Regions from separate parts of the Homo sapiens genome. Here all the other regions are linked to region 1. Evidence: read pairs that join two places in POLR2A ChIA-PET (ENCODE). Cell type or tissue: MCF 10A. All regions are shown on one strand. Each heading gives the region's core, and the rest is flanking DNA. Links, peaks and the distances in the headings are about the cores only.

What was found. ChIA-PET counts read pairs that join two places held together with the same protein. Peaks named below come from ENCODE experiments on the same cell type or tissue, not always from the same donor. Only the 100,000 strongest peaks of a DNase experiment are listed, where the experiment ranks them.
Region 2: POLR2A ChIA-PET joins it to region 1 with 5 read pairs; 3 of 35 experiments call an interaction of 5 or more read pairs at or near these places.
Region 3: POLR2A ChIA-PET joins it to region 1 with 5 read pairs; 3 of 35 experiments call an interaction of 5 or more read pairs at or near these places.

Annotation. Positions count from the first base shown.
Region 1 is chr7:116,509,443-116,514,053 of GRCh38, reverse strand. No RefSeq gene overlaps it. Among named protein-coding and RNA genes, the nearest start is that of CAV2, 12 kb to the right of the region's middle. RefSeq lists enhancers at 1,811-1,860, 1,871-2,250. In MCF 10A, for the core only: no CTCF peak of the experiment used is centred there; a DNase peak (open chromatin) is centred at 1,893.
Region 2 is chr7:116,704,218-116,708,828 of GRCh38, reverse strand. The region is part of intron 2 of MET (MET proto-oncogene, receptor tyrosine kinase); the gene reads right to left. Among named protein-coding and RNA genes, the nearest start is that of COMETT, 18 kb to the right of the region's middle. In MCF 10A, for the core only: no CTCF peak of the experiment used is centred there; a DNase peak (open chromatin) is centred at 2,038.
Region 3 is chr7:116,306,486-116,311,096 of GRCh38, reverse strand. All of the region lies in intron 3 of LOC105375463 (a long non-coding RNA gene), which reads right to left. Among named protein-coding and RNA genes, the nearest start is that of TES, 98 kb to the right of the region's middle. In MCF 10A, for the core only: no CTCF peak of the experiment used is centred there; no DNase peak of the experiment used is centred there.

The DNA of each region.
Region 1 (4,611 bases), core at 158-4,157:
AGCAATCTAATTTTAAAAATTGTAATAATCATAGGATTTTCCTCGTCTAAATAAAATGTATATTAATGATTCAGTTGATTGCTCACTTGGTTATTCTATATGATAACAAATTATTTTTTGGTGTTTTATTTCCAGTGCTTTCATCATGCCCCTCACTCCACCCATCCCATCCCCTGCGTGGCCCCTGCACATACAACATGTGAAATTGATTGAATAGACAAGAAATTCTGTGGGGATCTTTTCATCTTGTTTATGTTACCTAACCCTGAATAATGTGTGCTATTCCTATGTCTGCCCCAAAAAGGCTACAGATAACTGGAGAGAAAGGGTTGGTTGCATCTTATGCTTCTTTTTATGTATTCTAGTGTCATGATTTCCCATTTTTTCAATCTAATTCTTGACTTTGATACTGATCAGTTTACCACTGTCACTTTGTGAGAAAATATGTAGAAACTGGGTGCGATGGTATGCACCTGAAGTCCTAGAAACTGGGGAGGCTGAAGAGGGAGGATCACTTGAACCTAGGAGATTGCACTACTGCACTCCAGCCTGGGTGATAGAACAAGACCCTGTCTCTAAAAAATAAAATAAATAAAATTTATAATGAGCAAATTATTCAATAGGAGAAAATAAATTCATATATGGTTTTCCCTGGGATCTCCAAGACAAAGTAACTGACAATAAAATTGGATAACATAAAAGGATGTACAAACTGACAAGAAATTTCCGACAAAATGAAGAAAATACAAAATAAGGATTCTGTCTAGAAAACAATATGTTTAGTCCAAACTGAAATTATTGCTGTAATTATTAATATTTTACATGTCAGGATGTTTAGCATTGAGAAGAAAAATCATCACTGGGCTTTTGATACATATTAGGGAAGTCTGTGTGAAGGAATAAAATGCTACAAAATTTACAAAAAATGAGAATAATGGCATTTGGGAACTATTTTTCTGACTTTAGCTGGAGTGTAAGGTCTAGAGCTCAGATCCTAAGGAGAAAGAAAGGGTGTGCCCTGAAAAGCGGCATACAGGGCTGGGGGAGGGGTTCAGGGATTAGATGGAGGCCGAGTGAGGAGGTTACATGAAGCCCAGGTGCTAGCTTGGGACAGCTCTTACAACTGAGGACATGAAACTGCCTCCATTGATGGGAGAATGGAAAAAAAGGTGCTTCTCAGAGTAGGAAAGGTGGATGAATGAAAAAAGAAGATTTTGGCTGGAAGCCATAAGAACAGCCATGGACACATTCTTTCAGGAAATAGAAAATCATCTCTACAGTGATTAGGAGTGTGGGCTCTGATGTCAGGCTCTCTTGGCTCACATCCTGACTGTGGTCTAGGGCAAATTCTTTAACTTCACAGCATCAGTTTCATTATCTGAAAAATGGGAATGACAGTAACATTCCCATCGTAGGGTTATTGTACTGATTAAGTAAATGCCCAGAAGATTATAAGTGCTCGACAAATCTAAATACTCCTGTTATTGTTTGTACTGAGATCAGAGGTCTCCCAGCCATATAATACATAAAGAATTTCAACCAGTTTCCTCCTCAGTAAAATAAGCGTGGTGGTTATTCCTCACCACTTGCCTCCCTGCGATGTGGAGTGTGCATCCCTGAAACTTTCCAAATGACTCCTTGTTTCACTGCCCTAGTTAGCTGAGACAGCAGTTGGCTGGAACCGATGTGCCAGTCAGTTAGAGAAACAGGTCCTGCATACTGCCCTTCTCTCCCCTTTTGTTACTGGTTGGTGCTCGGTGACAAGTGACTGGGAGGCAGGAAAGAAAAGAATGCTCCAAAGATGACCTGCTGCTCTCACCTCTTCCTGATCCATTTATGTCTGAGAGAAATATTTGCCCTTGGCTACGTGCTGTTTCCCACTCTGAGTCATGTCTCTTCCTTTCTCTCATCATCCTACACCCCTACCTTTTCCTATAAAGGCAAAATGATTTCTCCAGTCACACAGCTGAGCTGAATGACCTAATACGTCCAAGCACAGGCAGATAGGTGTCCCTGTCCTATTTTTGGTTAATTGTTGAAGTGGTGTCCTCTGATTTCTCTGACTGCAGCATGGTCTTTCTTTGCCGCAGACATGCCGCAACAGTCAACAGCACAGAGAGGCAAGGCGAAAGAAGACACAGATAGATGGTCACAAGTTACAGTTTCATTTTCATTTTCAGTTGCACGCTTCGGCATTGTCTTTAGGGCACATGGTTCCAGCAGAGCCCTCATGCCCACTCCTAGGGTCCTATTCATTCAGTAAGACAAAAGCAACTTTCCTTTGTGGATAAAAAGAAAAGTCTTTAGCTGACTTCAATTTCCTCCACTCCTGTTCAGATTCCATGCCCCTTTCACTAGGGATTTGGGTTGTCCAAAAGCGAAACTGGGAAGGCTGAAGGCCATGTGATTGGAGCCTCTTGTTTCCCTTTGTCACAGCTTTCTCTTTGGTGACATCTCTTTTAATCAGTGTATGGTGCTCTCATATTGTGCTCAGAGCTCTTATGCTTGGTTCCCATATGTAGTTTTCAACACTCCTTTCTCAGATCACTTGTTCACCTAAAGTAAATAGATGACTGCTAATAGATTGAAATGTTACCCCACTCAAGGGTGTGTTTCACTTAAAAAAGTATCAAGATGTCAAGTTCCAATGGCAGCATTTCAGGTACAATCCAAAGCAAGAAACTGGAGAGTGGGCACAGAAATGTCTTAAAAATTTAGCAAGGGGTGCTTTATTTTGCTCATTTTGCTATTTTGGGGTGAATAGGGAGAAGAAATTGGGATGGTTAAATTATAGTTGCCAAACTTATTTTTATTCCTAAAAAATATAAACTGACTATCTAGTATACCTGTATCCTTTACTCCTCCTCTGTCAACTTCTTCCCCTGTCTTCCCTGCACACATACACAACTTGAAGGGAAGAAGTGTACCAAATCCTGATTTGTGATAAATTACATTCATTGTGGTAATTTTTCTTTGCAGCTCTACTTACTATTTTTTTAAGTTTCTTAAAGTAACATGTAACCCTGTAAAAATTCTGTAAGCACTTGTTATCTTAAACAAACATTCTAAAATGATAAAGTTGCAAGCTAGAAAAACTAAGCTATTATTTGTTTGATTTCTCCATTATGTTATTTAATTTGTCCTGGGATTCAGATGAGACAATGTGTTTTCTAAAATGTAAAACCCAAAGAAACAATCTTTCAGTGTTATAAATTTCAAAGTGAGGAATAGAATAGTAGATGAAATAGCAACATTCTAGAAAGCATGAAAGTGTGTTTCCAGACAAGTTTCTAAATGCTAGGGCTTTCTACCCCTGAAGAATTAAAAGTAAATTTTAGATACGAGAATGGAGACTAAAGGCAGGCATTACCCCAATCGATAAAATATAAAATGGTTTATATACGTTTTTGTTTTCTCAACTTAATGATTCATGAGTGAGAAAATGGTGGGAAGGAAATTTTTATTAGAATCAGTACATTTCAAATCCCTTTTGTAAAGAAGAAATTATGAAGTTTTGTGCAATTCCCACTCTCAGTTCTGCAATTATCCCAAGCTTTCTCCAGTTATTTATTTACATAATCATTCATACAGAAAATATTGATGGAACTCATTAAGCACTGGGCACCATTTCAGAATCCCAGCAAACGTGAAGTGATGTTTTTGGTTCTCAAATACCTAACTAGCAGTCTAATGGTATTAGTTAACAGGGTTACTTTTACAACGTGACAGGTGATAATAGGAATTTGTACAACATTTTAGATGTAGACACAGAAGAGGCACTTAATGTGGAAGAGTTTTGGAAACAGATAAGAGTGAGGCAGGCATGAGAAGAAAAACAATGCTGGCATGGGTACACAGGAGTAGCACGGGTTGTTCAGTAAAGCTACAGAAGAGTTGCTAACGATGACAACGGGTTGATGGCGAAGGCCTTGCATATGCTGCTCAAGAACTTGGAATATTATTCTCAGGGCAATCACATACAATTGATAGTTTTAAGCAAGGAAATGACAGGGTAGTCTTGGTATAATCACGTTTTTTTTAAGAGAAAAATGGATTGGTGATCATATTGAAGGCAGGAAGTGAGGTCAGTTAGGAGGCTGTGGCAAATAGCCAGGCAAAAGAGAAAGATGGCAGTGATTATGGGGCATAGCAGTGATTTTGACAGAAAATCTTAAAATGAAATAGAGTCATTCCTCGGTACCCTTGAGGGATTGGTTCTAGAATTCCCCTGCAGATATAAAAATCCTTGCATACTTAAATCCCGTCATCCCTGCAGAACCCAAGGAGGTGAAAAGTCAGCCCTCCTTGTCTGAGGGTTTTGCATCTTGCAATACTCTATTTTGGATCCAGTTTGATGGTGGATGAGGAACCTGTGGATACGGAAGGCTAACTGTATTTACTGAAAAAAAATCTGAGTATAAGTGGACTGAGCAGTTCAACCCCATGTTGTTAAAGGTTCAATCGCAAATTCTAATTAAGATATAATTTTTTTCAGAAATTCATAATAATAAAGACTTAGCATTGATAAAAATCTTAGGATCTCTGTTTTAATGAATTGAGGCCAAATACAGTCTCACAATCAATAGAAGGGTGAAAAGTACATGCATTAAT
Region 2 (4,611 bases), core at 442-4,441, 190 kb before region 1:
CTCCCCAAAGAGGAACATGTTCTTCTGACAAACGGGGTCCCAAGGGTTGGCCATAGAAGGAAGAAGAGGGAAACAAGGAAGAAACAACCTGGCCTATGTAAGAAACAGTGATTTTCAAAGAAGCTGATTAAGGTGACAGGCCAGGAAAGGCAGTGAGTGTGAGCAGGATCTAAAGTATGTTCTTAGCTTCTAGTAATCTACATATTATTTTCTTCATATGAAGAAGAACCACATAATAAAAAGTAACTTAATTCATTTAGAAATCAAAAGAATGTTTAAACACATTTACTGCTGTTTATTTTAAGGCAGGAAATGTTTTAAAAAGTTAAATTCTCCAGCATTGTACTACTTCTTGCAATGTTTTTCTAAGTGTAAGATAGTATGCACTAATGACCACAAACCACTTAAGAAAGCTGATTTAATGTAGCAGCTTGTAGTTAAGATGTAAAGCTTGTGAAATAAGTAATGACTATTAGTTTATATATTTAGTTTATATATTTGCCTGTGTACTAAAGACGTATTGCTTTTTTAAAGTTTTAAGCTTTATATAAAGGTTAGCTTTCACCTCCTCAGGACAGCCTTTTGTGACTCAACTACCAAATTTAGATATTCCCTCTCATTTGCATTCACAGATGTTTATTTCCCTCACAGCACATTTCATAAATTATCATGATGTATTTGTTCACTGGTGTGACTGAATGTTTACTGTCATCTTCACTAGTCTATCTGCTTGTTGAAGACAGGTACAGTCTAGCTCATTCTCCATTGTAATACTATCAGGTTTAGAGACTAAATAAATATCTGTTGAATTTCTGGTTGAATCTTGGTTACATGAATTAATCCTTTCCTCTGTCTCCTGCTGAAAACAATGATTACAAGGTTTTGGCCCTTTTATGCACTAAATAAAATGGTTAGGCTTCTAGCACTTGGCTTAAACTAATAAGATGAAAGAACAAGCAGGTAATGTAATTAGCTTAAGATAAATGGAAAATATTGCACATTTTATTGTCAAGATATTTTTTAGAGATATTAGTTTTCGCTATTGACTGCTACTGCATTAGTGCTTGTAATCTCCTTAGTGCATTAGCACTAAATACTATTGATTCACTCAGAGCTAACAGACCAATTTAATCTGTGCATTTTCCCCATTTCCTGAGCATGACTTCACCTATAGTTTAGTTAGTAGACTGGTTGCTAGATGCAAGTGTTAATCGGACATTTTAAAATTTAAAACATTGTTAGAAAATTTAATATCATACAAATTTACTTCTTTGATACACAGACACAAATTTTAACTAATCATGAATAACTATATATTTTGAGATGATGACTCAGCAAACTTAATTTTTATAAAATCAGCCTTCGAAGAGAATGGTTTACAAATCAAAACTAACCTTAATTCTCTCCTTTTATCTAGGGCACGATTTGAAGTATCATCTACCATTTTAATGTCCTCTGACTGATGAACATTTTGCTGATTTACCCAAATAAGACAAATGAAGTCAGACTTCACTCTGAATTCACAATGGTTTTTTTTTGTTTGTTTTATAGTTATACTGTTCATAAATCATTTTTCCCCATTTGTGATCACCAAGAATGGTTAAAACAAAGCTTTGGTCTAAATTAGCATGCAATTGCTAGACATTTTTCTTTCCTCTTGTGGGGAGACTGGAAAATATTTTTGAAGTATATATGGGTAGCTACACTTTGTCTGCTCCAACATTAGACTAGGTCTAGGGTGAAGTGCAGTAAACTGCTTCCCAAGGCAGAGTGAGGCTTTTAGAATAGGAAGTCAACATGGCTCAGCAAGTAATTCACATGCAAATGAACCTGCCTGGAACATTTTAGTTAGAAAAAAATATGTAATTAGCAGACTGGAATGTATCCAGGATCCTAGATTCGGTTACCACATATACTATTTAAAAAAAAAAAAAAAAAAATCAAGGGAAGGAGTTTTAATGACTTCAGGAGTAGCTGAGCCCTTGGTTTCATTTTCCTGATAACGAGCACTTTACAGTCCTCCCTGGACGCTGGAGATGTGACTTAGGGCACATATCTGGGCTCTGAATCATTCTGAACTCTGTGTGCCCACTGAATCAGTGTCTGTGCCAACCCATGAATAAGCAGTGGCAGAAATTCCTGGAGGGTCTTCTATCCAAATTCTGATGGGTCCCCATTTTTCTTTTTAGACTGAGGAGATAAGAACATAGGGTGGGATGGCCACTGATAAGGCAGAAGTCTGAAGTAAGGATGTAACACCCAAAATGTGAAACAGTATTCGGAGTAAAAATATACATTATTACTCAAGGAGGTTCATATCCTTATCAATGCAGCATCCCACATGCTTCCAGAAATCGCTAATCATGTTTATGTCAATGAAAATATCATGTATCAGAGTTGTGGATTCAAAGATTTTAATTAACATTTGGGCTTTACAAAAATCAACTTTAAGATTTATTTCATTTTGTACAAACTCCTTCCCGTTTGCGATATCAGTTTTATCAGATGAATCTCCGTGTAGAAATCAACTACCTAAATAAGACACAGGTTATAATGCCACCTGCTTGAAAGGACATTAAGAATAATGTCAAATTAATTTAAAATGCATGCGGCATAGTTAACGCTTCATTCCCCACACAAGTGAGAGATATTATCAATCATATCATGAATTAATATAACCCACGGGTAAAACCTACCCACAGTTTTGGTGACAGCTTCAGCACTGTGTTCTCTTGCTATTAGGTTATAAAAACATCATGCCTTTGCTTTTTCATCTTTCCTGGGGTAGAGAGACTTGTGAATGAGCCATGTAATGGTTTAAAGAGCAGTCAGCAAGAGGAAGGGAAAAAGCAAAAGGAATTAAAGGTTCATTTTGTAACATGTTTTCTAACACCCCAAGGGTGTGCCCAGTGATCTCAGGGGGCGTTACAAAATTCTGGAAAGAAACTAATTTTAAATTTCTTTTAATAAAATAATGCAATATGCCACTTTTCGTGGAATGAGTAGCATGGATAATTAAAATAAAGAAGTTAGGAAGCAGTGACTCCCTGAGCCTATGAGAGGATGAAGTAGTGTCTAGGAAAGAAAAAGAAATGAAATGTAAAATTAATAACCTTTTACTTACATTTTTTAAAAAGTACATTGAATCTTTATACCTCAAGGATTTTCTTTCTTGCAAGATTTTGCTTTGGTAGCTATTACATTTGGCATATGGCCAAGATATTTAATATTTAGGTTTGAAAGGCTGTCTAATATTAAGAATGAAGAATCCTTAACAACATTTTTCATATTGGATAACATTTTCTCATTTTTGAGCACAATAAGTAAAAAACTCTATAATCTGGCTTCACATTTTTCATCCCTAATACAAAATACATTCTCTTGAGAGTGCTAGATTGTTGGAATAAGGCATGCCAAACCAGTATAATCACATGGATGTTATTTGTAACATTGACTCCACATTCACAGTTCAAGTGGTGTGGGAGATTATAGATATATGGCCTATAAAAGTTATAAATCTTTGTTTATTTTATTAAATATTACGAGACATGCCCTGAGGATGACAGATCAATAACGGTCCTTGTGGTTTCCTGATGGAAGGCTGCAATTATTTTCTTCCATTACAACTTAAATGTAACTCGATTTTACTCATCTATCATCTTTATAATCATAATAAAGAAACATCACTGTATGTTTATTTTTCTGCCTATTCCTATTATTCCTTGTTTGCATCTTGTTTTGATTTTTGTCCTCCTTTAAAATTGTTCTAATCACTTTGCTTTCTTCCTTTGATGGCTCTGAGTAGTGACTCTTTAACTTTGGCATTCTGTGAAACGGAGATGGAAAATTACTACCTTAAGTTTCCTTTATTTTGGGAAGCAGTTGGCTACTCTTTGAATTTGAGTATAAATGATATTTAAAAACAAGGAAGCCCAATACAAACAACCTATGAGGTTGACTTTTTCTAAAACTGCATTATCTGCAAATTCTTGAATGCAAGATATGACAAAGTACATAAGAGTAATATCTTAGGTCATGGATAGTTAGGATTGAAAGTGAGAGGAAGGAGAACAATTTATACCTTCTAACTTGACTATAGTACAGTTTTGATTCAATTGTCTTTCTCCCCATCCTCTGCCCCCTCAAACTACCACCACTCCTCACCCCATCTCTTTTTTGGAACTATTATAATCTTAAGAACAACATAACACAAATTAACCATTATGGAGGTAGGTCACTCATAACAGTTAGAGAGGGAAGTGAAAGACTTGTAAACAATAGAACCAGAATGTGCCTCTTCCAGAGAATAATCCAATCATTTGAATTTGTCTTTCTTTACGCAAGTATTCCTTACAATAATAGCTGCTATTTATTTTGTGCCAAGGACCAAGTTGGGACCTTTTACAGATGTTATTAATATACTTGTCCACACTATAGTCCTGCACGCAGGACGATGGGTTCAGAGTTTAAATAATGCTTTCATGGCCATCCAGGTAGAAGACGGTGGGGTTCAGATTTGAACCAACATCTCTGATTTTAGTCTCTTTCCATTAGTCCATGCTGTCTCCCAACGGGCTAAATTTATAGTCATCTTGTGCCAGGTACCTCATA
Region 3 (4,611 bases), core at 442-4,441, 200 kb after region 1:
AGTATTTGTTTTGTTTTGTTTTGAGACAGAGTCTTGCTTTGTCACCCAGGCTGGAGTGCCATTATCCTGCCTCAGCCTTCCGAGTAGCTGGGACTACAGGCATGCGCCACCATGCTGGACTGATTGTTTTATTTTTCATAGAGAAAGGGTTTCACCATATTGGCCAGGCTGGCCTGACCTCAAGTGATCCACCTGCCTTGGCCTCCCAAAGTGCTGGGATTACAGGCGTGAGCCACCACATCCGGCTTCTTTTTACTATTTCACAGGCATCTCAATATAATGTATCTAAACTGAACTCTTGATCCTTCCCCTAAACTTTGCTTCTTCTTCAATCTTATCCTACGCAATTATTAAAGCCAGATACATAGCCATTGTAGTGGAGTGAATAGGGATATGTCCCCTAAAAGATATGTCCATATCCCTGAACCATGAATGTGACTTTATTTGGAAAAAGGGTCTTTTCAGATGTAATTAAATATCTCAAGATTATATCATCCCGGTTATTCAGGTAGATCCTAAATCCAATGACAAATGTTTTTATGGGAGAAAAGCTGAAAAAGATTTAAGTGAGAGAAGAGGAGAAGACTATGTGTAGACAGAGGAGAAAATTGGTGTTTTCCAGCCACAAGCCAACGAACGCCTGGAGCCACTAGAAGCTGAAAGAAGCAAGGAAGAATTCCCTCCTAGAGCCTTCAGTGGAAGTGTGGCCCTGTTGACACCTGGAGTTCGGATTTCTGCCCTTTGGAACTGTGAGAAGATAAATTTCAGTTGTTGTAAGCCACCCAGTTTGTGGTCATTTGTTACAGCAGCCTCAGGAGACTAATAGAGCTATCAACCTGAATACTCCCCTTTCTGTTATTCTTCTTATCCAATCCATCACCTCCCCAAGAATTCTGCTTCAAGAATGTCACTTGAATAATGTGACTTTTCTCAAATTTCTCTTCCAACAATTTATCACTTTAGTCCAAGCTGCCGTTATCTCTTGCCTTGCCAACTGCAATAGCCAACTCTTTATCTCCCTATTTCTACTCTTGGATCCTCCAATTTATTCTCCATATATGAATAATAACCAATTTTAAAATTGTAAAAATATAAAATACATTCTTTTAAAAATGTAAAATGGATTTTCTCAGTTCTCTGCTTAAAATTTTCAATCATTTCCTATTACAACTGGATTATATTCAGAAGTTTTAGCATGAACCCTGGGCTCATCCCCTGCCTATTTCTTCAACCTCTTGTACTTCCCACCCTTTTCTCTCTGCAGCTCATTCACTTCCTTCTGTTCGTTAAACCCACCTATTTTTGTCTGCCTCATAGCCTTCACCCATGCCATTTCAACCGCTTTCAATATTTTCTCCCTGTTCTTTGCCTGGTGGCAGTCATACTCATTGTTCAGTATAAATGTCATTTGCTAAGAGAGGCATTTCCCAGTCCACAGATATGTCCTGATGATGCCTGTTATGCTTTCACATAGAAACTATACATTTCTTTTACAGAACTTACAATTTCCAATTATACTGATATACTAGAGACTATCCATTTAATGCCCACCTCCTCCACTGAACTCCCCATGAAGGTAAGACTCATATCAGCTTTGTCAGCCACCATAGTTAGAACATTAGTCCTAACTTTTCCCCTAACTTCTAGTCCAGCATCCCCAGCATCCAATAGACAATTATATTAGTAGATTTTACCTTTTTCATAAATTCTGCAAATCTAAACCAAACTCACCAACACACAGACATGAACAATTTGGCCTCTTTTCTGGGCTCCAGTTTTGCCTGTAGTGTCACGATTCCAGAGTGACCCAGAAGAGAATTCCCATGTAATCTTTGGCCTTTGTTCTCCTTTGCTCCTCTGTATGAAAGCAGTCACCAAGTTCTTACAGCTATCCTTTGTCTTATCTCTATTTTTTCTCTTTTGACTGCCTTCCTTCTAGATCTGGTCCACTCAACCTTGGCACTATGTACACTTGGGGATGGATAATTCTTTGTCTTGAGAGGCTGTTTTGTGTTTTGTAGAACAGTTAGCATCATCCTTGCCTTTTACCTTCCAGATACCAGTAACATCCCCTGAGTTGTGAAAAAAAATGTCTACAAGTGTTGCTAAATGTCTCTTGGGAGGCTAAATCACCTCCATTTGGGAGCCATTGTTCTGGAACATAAGCTTATTTCCTCTGGTCCAAGAAAACTACAAGATTTATTGATTCACTTCCTCCGGGCATTTTCTTCTTTTTTTCAGTTACTCAACATATATTTTACTAGACATGTACCATGTGTCATAGAATATCATGAGAAGCATGACTGACAGTCCCTTCATCATACAGCATATATACTAGTTGAAGGGTTCACACAGGTGCCATAATACTCTTCCTAAAGCTTAATGTATTCACTATATCACATAACTGCTCAAAAATTTTCAGTAGTATTATATCACCATGAAACTTATTTTGCAATCCTCAGTTTGCCTTCCACAGACTGGCGTCAGTATCAAATTTCCAGACTAATGTCCCAAACTTTTCTCCAGCACGTGCTCCACCAACCAATGTGTTGATTCATTGTACCTGTAAACTTATTCATGCCCTTACCAACTCCATTCCAACTACCCTGCCCATCTTTCTTTACTCAAACCAGAACCTATCTCCAAAACTCTACCTGTAGGGATTTGTACATTTTGTTCATCTATTAGAATTTGCTGATCATGACATTGATTTGGCACATATCTTGCCTTGCCTTACACTATATGCTAGAAGTTCTTATACATATATCATCCCATTACACTATAAATGCAGCTAGGCCCTAAATATCTCTGTATCCCCTATAACACATATTGCTTTACAGGTAGGAGAAGTTCAGTGAAGATTGCTATATTATTTGTTTAAACATCACCCAACTATGTCAGCAGATACTCCATGTCAATGTCTCATATTTTAAGAGATTTAGCAGCATTTGTAGTTTTAGTTCCATAATACTGGACTAGGGAGAGGGAATGTGGGGGGAAAAGAAAACATTTCACTTGGAGCTAGGAAATATTTTGAGTCTGACATCACAATTAATATGAGGGAAAATGAAATTTTCCTGAAGTGTGAATTTGAAGTTCCACAGGCTCTTGCCAGGCAAGAGCAGGTCCTGGTCCACCTGTGATAGTTGCATTAGAGCCAAGCCCTGCATTAAAAGAGATAAGAGTAACACAGGAGCTAAATATGTAATTTAGAAAAAGCAGAGGCTTTTTAAAGGAAAAGTATGAGGTGCCCAAGGAGTCACTTTCATTGTCAGAGTGAAATTTGGCTCTCTGATAAATTGAAGTCTCACCTGACCCCATGTAATGCAAGATCACAAGGTATTTCAAAGGCTGTGCCCTCCATAGTAAGACATTAATCAAAATCTCCAAAGGGACATTCAGAAAGTTAGTCACCTTTTTTGCAAATTAAATTTTATGATTAAATACTTGTGAACATCAGACTTCTTAAAACTTATACTCATTTCCCATATTTTTATGGAGGACAATTTTTTGTCAGTATACTGATGGAGAGAAATGGTAGTTCTTGAAAGAAGGAGACTATTAGATTAATTTATGTTAAAGTAAAATATGCAGAGACTGAAACAGAATGATTTAGTCATGGTTCCCCTTGCTTCCCTAGCCCACTTCCTTTTCATGCATTTTCAGTGAGATTAGTTACCAAGTAAAAGATTATGAAAAGAAAATCTATCTTTACCATTCATTTTGACTCTTCCACAAATCAAAGGGGATTGCTATGGATTGGAGGCAAAGCTTTTTATAAAATATTTGTACAAAAGTATTGGGTACTTGTGTAATTTTTTATATGCATAGATCATGTAGTGGTCAAGTCAGGGTTTTTAGGGTATCCATCACCCAAATAATGTACGTTATACCCATTAACTAACTTCTCATCATCCACCCTCCTCCCACCCCATCACCCTTCTAAGTCTCCATTGTCTATAATTCCACTCTCTACATCCATGTGACACATTTCTTAGCATCCACCTATGAGTGAGAGGATGCAATATCTAACTTTCTGTGCTGGGCTTGCTTCACTTAAGACAGTGACTTCCAGTTTCATCCATGTTGCTGCAAAATATATGATTTCATTCTTTTCATGGCTGAATATAATGGCATATTATATTCAGCCATGAAAAGAATGAAATCATATATTTTATATGAATAAAATGGAATATTTTATATATATAATAACATTCCATTATATATTTAACAATATTCCATTAAATATAGTATATATAATATTTCATTATATAATGGAATATTATTATATATTATTATGTACATATTATATAATGTGATACATACACCACATTTTTAATGGGTTCAGGAAACTTGGTGAAAAACATCATTTATCTCTGTTTGGCCCATGCTATCTATCTCTTTAGTATACTATTGTTTGGTAACTTGGCAAGAGTGTCAGGACAAAAGCCTATAGCTACCCACTCACAAGGAGGCTTCTTAGATGCTCAGTGGTGGGAGTAAGATAGGACGAAGGTGTGAGCCAATTGCCTGAATGAAAAGGGTATACTGTGTTACTATCAGTCATAGTTGCAGAGTTTTAAAGAAAGGTTTAAAGCACCACAAAGCCCT